Linked DNA regions of Homo sapiens: region 2 is linked to region 1. The links are chromatin loops, found by intact Hi-C in ENCODE. Cell type or tissue: CD14-positive monocyte. All regions are shown on one strand. Links, peaks and the distances in the headings refer to the core of each region. The heading gives the core; the rest is flanking DNA. Region 1 has its middle 240 kb from the start of MIR5702. Region 2 has its middle 350 kb from the start of MIR5702.

What was found. A loop is a pair of places that touch in the nucleus more often than their neighbours do. Peaks named below come from ENCODE experiments on the same cell type or tissue, not always from the same donor. Only the 100,000 strongest peaks of a DNase experiment are listed, where the experiment ranks them.
Region 2: a loop joins it to region 1, with 2.6 times the contacts of the local background. A loop is called at or near these places in 2 of 110 quality-filtered maps.

Annotation. Positions count from the first base shown.
Region 1 is chr2:226,422,023-226,424,949 of GRCh38, reverse strand. No RefSeq gene overlaps it. Among named protein-coding and RNA genes, the nearest start is that of MIR5702, 240 kb to the left of the region's middle. In CD14-positive monocyte, for the core only: no CTCF peak of the experiment used is centred there; a DNase peak (open chromatin) is centred at 1,249; H3K4me3 peaks cover 1,351 bases; H3K27ac peaks cover 2,500 bases.
Region 2 is chr2:226,303,297-226,306,223 of GRCh38, reverse strand. No RefSeq gene overlaps it. Among named protein-coding and RNA genes, the nearest start is that of MIR5702, 350 kb to the left of the region's middle. In CD14-positive monocyte, for the core only: no CTCF peak of the experiment used is centred there; a DNase peak (open chromatin) is centred at 1,723; H3K27ac peaks cover 714 bases.

The DNA.
Region 1 (2,927 bases), core at 206-2,705:
GGAATAGAGATTGTAATTCTAGGTGTGATTTTGAAATATGGCAGCAATAATCTCTGGAGTCCTGCAGAAGCATTCCAAAATAATATTCCTAGCACTTGAGAAAAGAGGGTTGAGGAGAAACTATTTAAACACAGAGTGCCAGGAGTGTGTCTTTGTACTTTCTCTCTCTCAATCTCTCTCTCTCTCTCTCTCTCAATCTCTCTGTCTCAATCTCTCTCTCTCTCTCACTCGGTCTATCACGTTTCTGGGAGTAAGATCTGTTGATGTTTGTTTCAATTCAAGTGTGTGTGTGTGTGTGTGTGTGTGTGTGTGTGTGTGTGTGTGTAATTTAAAACCATGGTCATTTTGGCAATAATTCAGATGTACCCAAAGCTCTGTAAAACAAAACAACAGAAAAACTGGAAAACAGATTAAACTTGTGACCAGCCATTGAATGATTTACAGTTATGTGCTACTATTAAAACTAATTTCCCTAGTGGTTTCACTAGTTTTTCTGTATGCTGAAGAGTTACACTGCAGTGTGACAGATCTTTGTCTTGTTGGTAAATCACACAACATTAACGAGGTATTTAATGACTGTGAATTGGAGCTGTGATTGAGTTCTGTCTGAATTTGCAGAAAATGTTTGACTTAGAGCTCTTAGAAAATCCAGAACAGACCTTTCTTTTGCCTTACCAGCATGCTTTATTAATCACTGAAATACCTGCAGAGTACTCAAGGACTGCAAATCAAATGGGGTTAAAGGATATTCATCTGATAAGCTTCACATAAAGTCTAGATATTCGGCAATTTATTAGGAAACGCACGTACCAGCCCCAAATGAAGTTGCTGGTAAATTGGCTGTATTATTTTGCCTGCTAAGAATCTCTCTCTTTCTCTCTCTCTCTTTCTTTCTCACACTCTGTAATGTTTTCTCCCTACAATGGTCATTTCTGTGTTACTTGCTGCAGGAGCCCCATGAGGATGAAGGCAGGAGAAACAGACTATGTGCCAGGCAGCTGGAATTCCTCTAAAGCCTTTTCCTTTGAAATCAAATTCCTCCTTTCACAGGTTTATAAACAGCCCTTCCTGTGATTTTGCAGTACAGAATATGAAGATTGCCCCTGCCAGCTCAAAGCGCAGCTAGGCGCTAAGCCTCTGTTGCAGCGAGCTGGTTCCTCTGCAAGCTGCATGCTCACCATCAGGGTATGATCAGCATTATGCCATCATCCAGGGGGCGGGAGGCTGACTGTAATGCTCACACACAACCCTCCCCACTCTGTCTTGCAGGTAGCAAGACTGTTACATTAATGTGAAATGCTGGGTTCTGTTTCTGCTTTGTTTTCCCCTGCCAAGATCGTCGCAGTGATATAAAAAGAAGGAGGAAGCACAGACTGGGCAGGGTTGCTTTGTGGTTAAGAGGTTGTGGAAGTGATGATGGAGGTAGTTTCTCGTTTCTGTGATGAGCAAGAAGAAGTTTCATTTTCTTCATATGATTTCTTTTCCCATGTAACTGTCGAATTTCTAGCATAGTGGGGAAAATATATTGATAGATGTGATCTTAGATGGAGAAACTTGCTAAGCCTATTGGGTACATACATCGTGGCATGGTTAGTAGTTAGTCCTTGTGCTAGAGTTAAAGACAAATATTGGGGAAGCTATCCCATATGCATGATTATTAAATTCTTGATAGCATAATTATTGCAAGTGGCATAAAATTTAGACCAGTGAGTAACTGAGCAAATGTTCTACTTTGATAATTATGTATTTGATTTGTAAATTACATTAATATTTGTGATCAATGGCAGTGTTGGTACTATCAAAATAAACCCTATCTTATATTTCTGCATGACTGTACCCTAAGTTAAATGTATTTCAGATTTACTTCAAGTGCTTTATATAACAGAAAACTCTATGTTTGATGAATTTTAATAAATCAAACTACCTTTTAACCCCATGGTAGTGAAACGAATGTATGTAAGTTGATTACTTAGTGATCACTATGTGCCAGGCACAGTGCTAACTACTTTGTGTAAATTTTGTAATTTTAATAATCACAAAGACTGTATAATTAAGATACTATAATAATCTCCATTTGATGCATATAGAAATTGTCCCAGAAAGGTTAAATAACTTACCTTAAGTATTTAGTGATAAAGTTTGAGTTTCAACTCAGGCAGCCTGATACCAAGAAACAAACCCAATTACAGTTGCTTGATCAGAGCACTTAGTCTACTAGAGTAGATTAACCCAGCCTTCATGTATAATAGGAAGCTATTAATATGGTGAATAGATATTTCCCCCATCCTTATGGGAAAGTAGGATCAGAAGCAATTTGCATTCATTTGAGACAAAAATTTGTATACATTGGTGGGTCACAGTGGCTCATGCCTGTAATTTCAGCACTTTGAGAGGCCAAGGCGGGCAGATCACTTGAGGTCAGGAGTTTGAGACCTGCTTGGCCAACATGGTGAAACCCGTCTCTACAAAAATACAAAAATTAGCTGGGCATGCTGGCACACACCTGTAATCCCAGTTACTCAGGAGGCTGAGACATGAGAATTGCTTGAACCTGGGAGACAGAGGTAGTAGTGAGCCGAGATCGTACCACTGCATTCCAGCTTGGGTGACAGAGAAAGACTCTAAAAAAAAAAAGAAGTATACATTTACTGTCTTTTCTCATGGCTAGTTAGCTTGCATTTCTTACCATTAAGACAGAGCACAATACTTAATAGGTATCTTTTGATACTAGCATATGCCACATTTGGATATGCTGTTCCCATTCATTTACTGGGTGACTTGGAAGACTGACAACTTTGAGTGGGGCCTGGAGCAGGAAAAGGTCCCACAGTAAGTCCAGGTTGCCATGCAAGCAATCTGTCACTTGGGTCAGCAGATCACGTGGCACCACAGGGAAAAAGACACACTGTAGAGTTTATTGCAAAACC
Region 2 (2,927 bases), core at 256-2,755, 120 kb after region 1:
TAGCACCTCACACCACTCATTCAATAACTAGTTTATTGTGCATTATTTTTAAGTATATATCCTTCCCCAAGCCGTATAATGAGCACATTTAGGGTACTCTAGGATATCTTATGATCATTGAGATTTACAATTGGATGGGACATCAAATCCAGTGAAACAACTTCAGAGACTGCTCCTCTCTGCTCCCAAGATCCACATTCCCCTCCTGAATGCACAATTAGACCACTTTTCCCAAGTTAGGTGTGGTCATGGGCATGAGTTCTAGCCAATGGGATGTGAGCAGAATTGTCTTGTGCCACGTACAATTCTTTCTACTCCTCCACTAACTCGGAGAAGAGAAAAGGGAACATGTTGAAACTAGAAATATTTCATATATGTACATAAACACACATTCTTATGGATGTTGACTAGTAATCTTATTTATGTACATATGTGTGTATTTGTGTGTGGAGTGTATGTGTGTGTGTATCCTTCCTTAGAATATGTACAACAGATGAAGCTACAAAGCACTTATAAAGATGAGAGAGACTTTGGAACTTGTTTTTCCCCTCTTCTTTCTTGTTACACATAAACAAAGTTAAGTGAATTAAGAGACTTACCCCTGGGCACCTGGACAGGGACTAGCAGATGTGAAATTAAAGCTCAGGTTTCTTTGCTCTCAACCAAAAAATATCACAAAATATCCAGTGAAACACTATTTGTGCCGGATGATCACAGTTTTTATGAGACAAAGGGTTTCCTGGTCACGTGCATTTGGAAAATTCTGGGTTATACAAAGCATAATAAGTTCATTTGCTGCAGGATTTCTCAGGACCTTAATTTAATTTACCAGTGAGTTCTGTGAGTCTTCATGAGGGCAGCACTGAGTTTTCAGAATGTTCCCAAGTGATTTGTTACTAGGAAGCAGGGTTCCACATTGCACCAGGTTCAGCTTTTCCCCTCATTTGTACACAACCTCTCTGTGTGTTGAGAATAGAACGTGAAATTTCTGTTCACGTCTCTGTCAACAATAACAACTTGACCGTAAGCTAGTTCTAGTTACTTCTTTGGGCCTCAACTTTTCCATCTATAAAAGGAAGTGTAAGATGGTTTTCTTTTGAGGGTCTGATTATCTGTGTTAAATGCTGCCTATCAGCCATATGTGGAAGGGGACAAGACCAGGATACCTCAGGGTCAAGTTCTAGTTCTGTCACTAACAAGATGGATGACTGTTGGCTCACTGAACCTTTGCAGACCTCTCAGTTTTTATCTGAAAAACAGTAAAGTTGGACTAAACGGTCTCAAGCTCTATGCTCTAGATCACTGTGTTTGATAGGCCAAATATTATTCAATTTTACAGAGACTAGACCTGCCCTGAGAAGTGCTATAAAAAATAGCGAACTATTCAAATTTGATGAGCTGAACCTCAGAGAAAAGTGATACTATGAAATAATGTTACTTTTGGAATAGGAAAGAAAATGAAGGTGGCCCTCTTATTCTAAGATGGAGGGAAGAAGAAAAGAGTGAAGGGAATCAAAAATCGTGATAATATAAGGGGGGAAAGTTGAGAGGAAAGTATTATAAGTGTGTTGGAAATTTCTGAGATTAAGTTCCTCTTTTTCTCCTATCAAGTCACAGATTTCATAACATGACTAAAGAAACTAATTAAATAAGGGTAGTACTTTTACAGAATTGAAAAGGAACTCTAGCACTATTAAAAACTATATCCTCAATTCAAATGACTCATCTGGGGAAAACCAGGCGCCAAATATATCAACATCTCAAATAAAAGTTAACAAAATGGAAATACTGATGTCATCATTAGTAGTTTACAAAAATGAATATTATTCGCTGATTATAAAAGTAGTACATTTGAACATATATTGCAAATACTTCCCCCAGCTTGTCACTTCCTTCTTATCCTTTAGTCTTACAATATAGAACAATTTTTTAAAAATATAATCTTTACTGAATCTTCATTTATTATAAATAGAAATTATTATATTTCTGGTGCATTTGAAAGGCTTTTTGTGATAAGGAGTGAGGCAGGTATCAGATTCATTTTCTCCCCCATATGGTTAGTCAATTGTGTCATTACATTTTATAAGCCATTATTTTTCTCATTAATTCAAAAACGCCTTTTAAAATAAACTTACATAGTTTAATTTATCAATATTTTCCTTTAGAGTTTCAATGTTGAAAGAAAACCATTTTCTTCTACTAATGTGAATGTGTAGTTTATTTTGTTTTTCATCAAGAATTATTTGTGATGAAAGGCATGAAAATGGGATGATCATTTTAGCCAATATTTACCCAGTTATTTTCAGCACCATTTATCTACTCTTCCATCACTGATTTCAAATGTCAACATTCTTGCACGATAGAGATAGAGTTTGCTTTTGTTCTTTCTGTTTTGTCTCTTTCTGTGCCATTACTATACCTTTAAGATTGTTGTGCATTTATAATATACTTTAATATCTGATTGTATATTCATAAACAGCTGGTAAAGTCCCTGTCATTATATTCCTTTCCTCTTAATGCTCTTGGCTATTTTTGTATTTAGTCTTCAGATAAAATTTAGAATCATTTGTCAATCTAAGTATAATTATACAGCCAGGAGTAACATGTGTTATTTGGATATAGAGGCTTTAATGTTCTGTAGGGCTTTTTGAGATATCATAGGGAAAGTTCTTATGGAAAAATATGAACTTTTTAAAATGGTAAGTTCCTTTGCTTTAGATCAATATTCAGCCTGAATAAGAGCGAAGGACATTTATAAATTTTTATTTCTGTGCTGTTTATAGACTTTTTTTAAAAAAAAGAAAGCTATATTCTAATTTTAAGTCCTTAAAAAGTTTCACTGTCACCACAAAATTATTAATAAATATTTGTAGGCTAATAAATAGAAAACCGTCTGTGGAGTTCCTAATGAAAGCATGAGTCTTTGA